2 separate regions of the Homo sapiens genome follow, and region 2 is linked to region 1. The links are chromatin loops, found by intact Hi-C in ENCODE. Cell type or tissue: endothelial cell of umbilical vein. All regions are shown on one strand. Each heading gives the region's core, and the rest is flanking DNA. Links, peaks and the distances in the headings are about the cores only. Region 1 has its middle 150 kb from the start of NR5A2. Region 2 overlaps NR5A2 (nuclear receptor subfamily 5 group A member 2).

Evidence for each region. Peaks named below come from ENCODE experiments on the same cell type or tissue, not always from the same donor. Only the 100,000 strongest peaks of a DNase experiment are listed, where the experiment ranks them.
Region 2: it touches region 1 in a loop (8-fold over the local background); 3 of 110 quality-filtered maps call a loop at or near these places.

Annotation. Positions count from the first base shown.
Region 1 is chr1:200,177,772-200,180,680 of GRCh38, reverse strand. No RefSeq gene overlaps it. Among named protein-coding and RNA genes, the nearest start is that of NR5A2, 150 kb to the right of the region's middle. In endothelial cell of umbilical vein, for the core only: no CTCF peak of the experiment used is centred there; DNase peaks (open chromatin) are centred at 1,150 and 2,140; H3K27ac peaks cover 1,866 bases.
Region 2 is chr1:200,035,001-200,037,909 of GRCh38, reverse strand. The region is part of intron 1 of NR5A2 (nuclear receptor subfamily 5 group A member 2); the gene reads right to left. Among named protein-coding and RNA genes, the nearest start is that of NR5A2, 8.7 kb to the right of the region's middle. RefSeq lists an enhancer at 1,085-1,985. In endothelial cell of umbilical vein, for the core only: no CTCF peak of the experiment used is centred there; no DNase peak of the experiment used is centred there; H3K4me3 peaks cover 507 bases; H3K27me3 peaks cover 1,531 bases.

The sequences.
Region 1 (2,909 bases), core at 178-2,677:
AGAGGCTGGGAAGGTAGGCAGAGGCTGTGCCAGGAAAGACCTGGATGCCATAGTAGGAGTTGACTTTTTCCTGAAAATACCAGGCATTGGAGGACTGTAAGTGAGCGAATGACATTATCAGCTTTGAATTAGGGAGATGGCTCTGGGTGCTCTATGGAGTGAGGTTTGGGGTATGTTCAGATTGATAGCAGATCAGCCCAGAGGCTAGTGCATAATTCAAGGCAAGAAATGCCAAAGGCCTGCTCCAAATCTGCAAGGAAGGAAGGGGGAGACTGACTGGGGAGAAAAATAGGAAAAGTAACTGGTAGGGCTTGGATACTGAGGCCATGTGGGAAGAAGGAGAGGTGAGGAAGAACAGCCTGTGACGGCTTCCGTGCGGGAGATGTCCATGGTGGCAGGGGAGCGGGAGGGACTTCAATTCCTGTTACTAAAGTACTGAGAGGCCCCAGCCCACGCATAGCTCCCTGGGCTGGGCTTCACACTCTGAGGGGTAGGGTGCCCAAGCCCACCGAGGACAGGGGGCTGCTGCTGGGTCAGGTGAGACGAGAGAGTGGGCGTGCTCTGCAAAGTAAAAGTTAGACACGAATCAGGCATCCACACCTTGTCTCCTTGGAAGGACAACTCCTGTCTCTCCTTGGCTGTGACTAACATGATCCTAAGAACAGTCTGGGATCTGATCTGGTGTCTATGGAGCTTGGACCAGGATCCCCAGTGCCTTCTGGGGCCGACTCAGGTCTGATCTGTGCTCCCATCAACTCAGGAAGGGCATGGAGACTCCAGTGCTTTCAAGCCTCCTCCCTTCTTGATAGTTTAGTTTCAAACTCACTCAAGGGAATACTCAGCAATTAGTCTAATTTCATCCCCCTTTGCCCCTTTCTCTCTTTTCCAGCAACAAACATACAATGTTTCTTAGATTGGTTCTTAGCTTTTCTACAAACAAAACCACAATCACAGTCTGTTAGTCACTGAATTATTAATTCCTAACTTAACATAAAACAAATGCCTACATGAAACAGCAATAAAGCATTGCAAGAATATTTATTTTGAGTGACTAAACTATACACTTCCTGTTCAGTGTTAAGGAAAATTGGTCTTTATTATTCCAGGGAAATGTCAAAATCACTAAGTATTGTAGCATTTTGACCTGCGTTATGTTGAACAAACTTTCCACATGTTTCTCATAAAAATATACATCAGAGATGGCTTCAAACTGAACGTCAAACTTAGTTAAAAGTACGAACCTCTTCAAAGTTATTTTGAATATCAGATATAACAATCAAATGCATATCAGCATGGGCCGGTTTTTCTTAGAGGCTGCCTCATGCTGATGGATTTAGCATCTCCGTGCGTGGAAGGGAGGCCTCTGTACTCATCAGAATGAGCCCTGCCAATTGCCAGGTTGGGCTTTGGAGAAACGCTCTCTCCACCAATTTTTTTTTTTTAAAGTATATAACCGCTTATAAAAACATTTTTTAAAATCCATGTGCTTTATCTTGCTTGACCTGTGTGATGATTACCTGGATGTATACATATGTAAATATTTATCAAATTCTACACTGTTCTGTATGATAATTATAGTTCATTTAAATATGAATATGTATTTTCATATTTCATGGAATGTCAGCAAGAATAATTTAAAAAGTTCTTTCTAGTTACAGGTTGAAAAGGGGGATGCGTTTTGTAGCCCGCTATTTAGTTGCTTAAAAATCTTAGTTTTGGCCAGGGACAGTGGCTCATGCCTGTCATCCCAGCACTTTGGGAGGCCAAGGCAGAAGGATCACTTGAGCCCAGGAGTTCGAGACCAACCTGGGCAATATAAGAAGACCTCATCTCTACAAAAAATAAAAAATTAGCTGAGTGTGGTGGTGCATGCCTGTGGTTCCAGCTACTCGGGAGGTGGAGGTGGGAGAATTGCTTGAGCTTTGGAGGCAGAGGTTGATGAACTGAGATCGTGCCACTGCACTCCAGCCTGGGCAAAAATAAAAATAAAAATAAAATAAGTTTAAGTTTCATACTCACTGGACTCTAAGTGCAGTATTTTGGGTTGGACTCCATGGTATCTTTTTGTAGGATCCTAAGAAAAATTGGCATCTGCTTGGGAAAGAATGAGCACTTCCTGCTTATCTTGGCCCAGAGTAGGGATGGGAAGGGTGGAGTGTAAAGTGGGAGGCTGGACCGTAATGTTTCCTAAACATTGTTAAGTGTTTTGTGGCTGTTACACTATTTTGTAATAGAGGTTTTATTAATTTTGAAAATGGATTTCATAGTTATTTTATTGCCTTAAACATCTGCAAAGCCACAATGGTACTGAAGGAGGCTAATTTCTAGAACATGGGCATCTTACTTTTTAGGCTTAACATCCATAAAGTATAAAGGCTTTATGTTTGGGTTATTGATAAATATCTATATACTTTGAGGTGACCTGATGTCTGATTTTCTCCAATATCTTTGCCTTTTTTTTTTTTTTGACTGAGTTTTGCTCTTGTTGCCCAGGCTGGAGTGCAATGGCGCGATCTCAGCTCACCGCAACCTCTGCCTCCCGAGTTCAAGGGATTCTCCTGCCTCAGCCTCCCAAATAGCTGAAACTACAGGCATGTGCCACCATGCCCGGTTAATTTTGTATTTTTAGTAGAGACGAGGTTTCTCCATGTTGGTCAGGCTGGTCTTGAACTCCCAACCTCAGGTGATCTGCCCGCCTCGGCCTCCCAAAGTGCTGGGATTACAGGCGTGAGCCACCGCGCCCGGCCTATCTTTGCCTTTTGAAGCAAATCTGAAGTGTCCTCCTGGTCTAGAGACAGAATGGTGTAGTGTTTAAGAGTGTTGATTCTGGAGTCAAACTGCCTAGGTTCAAATTCCCGCTACTCCTCTGACTAGTGTATCAAATCCTTTTGTGCAAGGGGCTTTAATAT
Region 2 (2,909 bases), core at 215-2,714, 140 kb after region 1:
GGAAATTATTCCAATCTTTGCAGTGCATAATGTACATAAAATGGGTTGTTCATCACCCACCCACACCTGGCAATTCAGGTACTACTGACTCTTAATTGATTTGTCATTTTGCTCTTCAATATATATTCAGGATCAAAGTTATTTAGACTTCAGCTTTAGTAGCAACTTCAGGTTTCGTGGAAACATTTAAACTTATGAAGGCCTGTCCATTAGTTTGTATGGAGAAGTGGGCTGAAGTTGCCAAAAGCTCCAATTTTTGTGATAGTATCAAGTATCACTGTCACTACATTTCAGTATTCCTAGTTGTTTTAAGTATCACTGAGAACTAAGAAAATAAAGAAAGGGAGTCAGTTTCAGGGCTCACTGCAGTGGTTGCCCTGCTTTGCTCGTGAACTTTGAAAATCAGTTTATTTCAAAGCCTTAATTAAGAAGAACCTCCTCCCACAGCAATGCGAAGAATTTATGGGTGCACTTATGATACAGCACCTTTCCCAGACCCTAGCATGGCAAGGATGCAGGACTCCAAACGCTTGGTCCTAAGAGGAAACCTCCAACCCCTAGTGTGTGGTGGTGATTTCACCTCTGCTTGGTGAAGCCGGGGGAAGTTAGGAGAGTTGAAAGAAGTTGAAAGAGGGTCTGACAGGACCTTGAAATTGTAGTGTATCAAGAAACCCTGCCTTGGCTTGAGGCTGAACCTGAGGCTGAGGCTGACCTAGTGAGACAAGCTTTGTGACCATGCTCATAACGCCAGCTGCCAGGGCCAGAAGGGACTTGCTTAGGCCACACTAGCGACTTCTTGGTCCATGCCAGTCTACCCTCCCACCACATCCCCGAAAGATGGAGAGTGGTGGTGGCAAAAGGCCAGCTGGCACTCATTTATCTCTCCACAGGTGGACTTTCCAGGAAAGAAAAATCCTCACAAAATGGGAGGGGTGCGGGAGGGAACGGTGGCTGGGGACTGGGTTTTAAAAATCCATGCTTTAAAAAATTAACGCAGGAGCTTGTATCACGGAGGGAAGCCCTTTCCTTTGCTTTGAAAGTCTAGTCCAGGCCAAAACCTAAGCGTAGCAGCGAAATGGAGGGGGACTGAAAGAGCAGAAAGTCTCGAGCGAGAGAAAACGACCTTTCCTAAGAACCAAGGGAACTCCTAGCTCAGAAGCCTAAGCCCTCGGCGCTCCAGGCCTTTAACTCGACGATGGGAAACGCTCCCTGGGGGCAGCCCTATTTCAGATCCCCTGGAAGGATGTCAAGATCCCCGCCAGCAGTGGACAAGGCAAGGAATCTTCCACTGGAATTGATTCTTGCCAGAGACCCGAGGGCACACAAACCTTCCTCAGGTAGCTCTGCAAGGGATTTAAGGAAGCAGCTGGGTCTCCATCCAAGAGGCAGAGGCAGGGGCGGCGGCACCAGGCTTCCAGCGTCAAGCTCATTACTGCCCTCCAAGTGCACCCTTTCTTCTCCCTCAGAACTCCCTCCTCCCTCTGAGCACTCACTCTGGTCCTTTGACCCTTCAATTCTGCTGGGCAAGGGACCCCTGTTGAAGCCGGGGACCCGCTAGCTCAGTGACCTTGGACGGGTCTGGGCGTCCCCCAGAAAGCCCTCTCCGAAAGGAAGCTGTGGGAGGAGGAACCCGAGTTTGCGGTGTCTAAGATGGGTTATTTGAGAATGGTTCTGGGTTCCCGAGGCCACAATATGAAGACAGCCAAGTGGCTGCGGGAAGGGAAAGCAGTTGAGATGTAAGTAGGTGGAACCGGGTCTGTGTGGTCTAAACGCCGGCGCCAGCGGTGGTCTGCACTGACCCATAAATACACCTACCGCGGGTGGACAGACGCATCTCATCCTCCGCCGGGGACATCTTAGCAACTGCCACTGTACCTCTTAGTGTAAGCACACTTAGGAACCCACCCCGTACTTACCGCTGCGGGAATTGTAACTGGTGGCGGAGACCAGAGACTAGAACCCGGGAGGCCTGGGAGTCTGTGGTGAGACCGGGGGACAGCTCTGCTCAACTACCTTGCGCGTTCTCAATTTCTTTGCACTCCCTCTGCCAACTTCTGGCAAACTTCTCTCCTTTTCCCCCACCTCCCCTCCACCTCCTTCTTTCCGACGAGACAGGTCTCCAGGGCTCGCCCTTCCCGGTTCTGACTTTGTCTTAAAGTGTTGATTGACGGTTGCAATTACGAAGGATGATGGCTCGGGGAGGCTCCCGCAGCCTTGATGAGCCGGAGAAGCGCAGTCCTAGCATATTTTATCCACGCTCGGCGTTACGGGGCCGTGCGCGCCCCATTCACCCAGCTGGCTGGAGCTGAGGAGGCCTCGCACTCCCCACTCGCGAGGATGCAACTGCCTGCCTTCCTCCCCACCCCCTCCTTCCCGTGGTTCAGCACCGCATTTCGGAGCGTGAGCTGGGAGCAATCAACTCGACCTGACCTGGAAAGTGTTGGTCAGCCCCCGCGCGCTTGACCCGTGCGGGCTGCAGCGGGAAAAAATATCAGGATTTTCAGGAGCGGTTCAAGTTTCCTGGGCTCGCAAAAGGTGTGGCAGACACATCTTTCCCCGCGCGCCTGGGTAGATGACCCACCCAAACTTGCACAAAACTTGCAATACCTTCCTCCTTCGAAACAATTTCTCCCGTCTTCTCTTCCATTCCCACTTTTTGGTGCTTTTTAAGAAACCAGGACAATTACTTTTTTCGTCCCACATATCTACCTTTTAGACCCCGAAAGAAGTCTAGATTTTTTTCAGATCTCCATTACTAGGCCAGGATAGCCCGAGGGGGAAGAGGAGCAAGTTTTTCAGCCTACGGGAGCTCCGGGTCTGCCTAATTTTTCCGCCCCTCCCAGCCGAAAAACCCATCAGAAGCTGCTTTTGCCTTTCTCTGAAAAGTTTAGCCAGAACTCCAGTTTCAT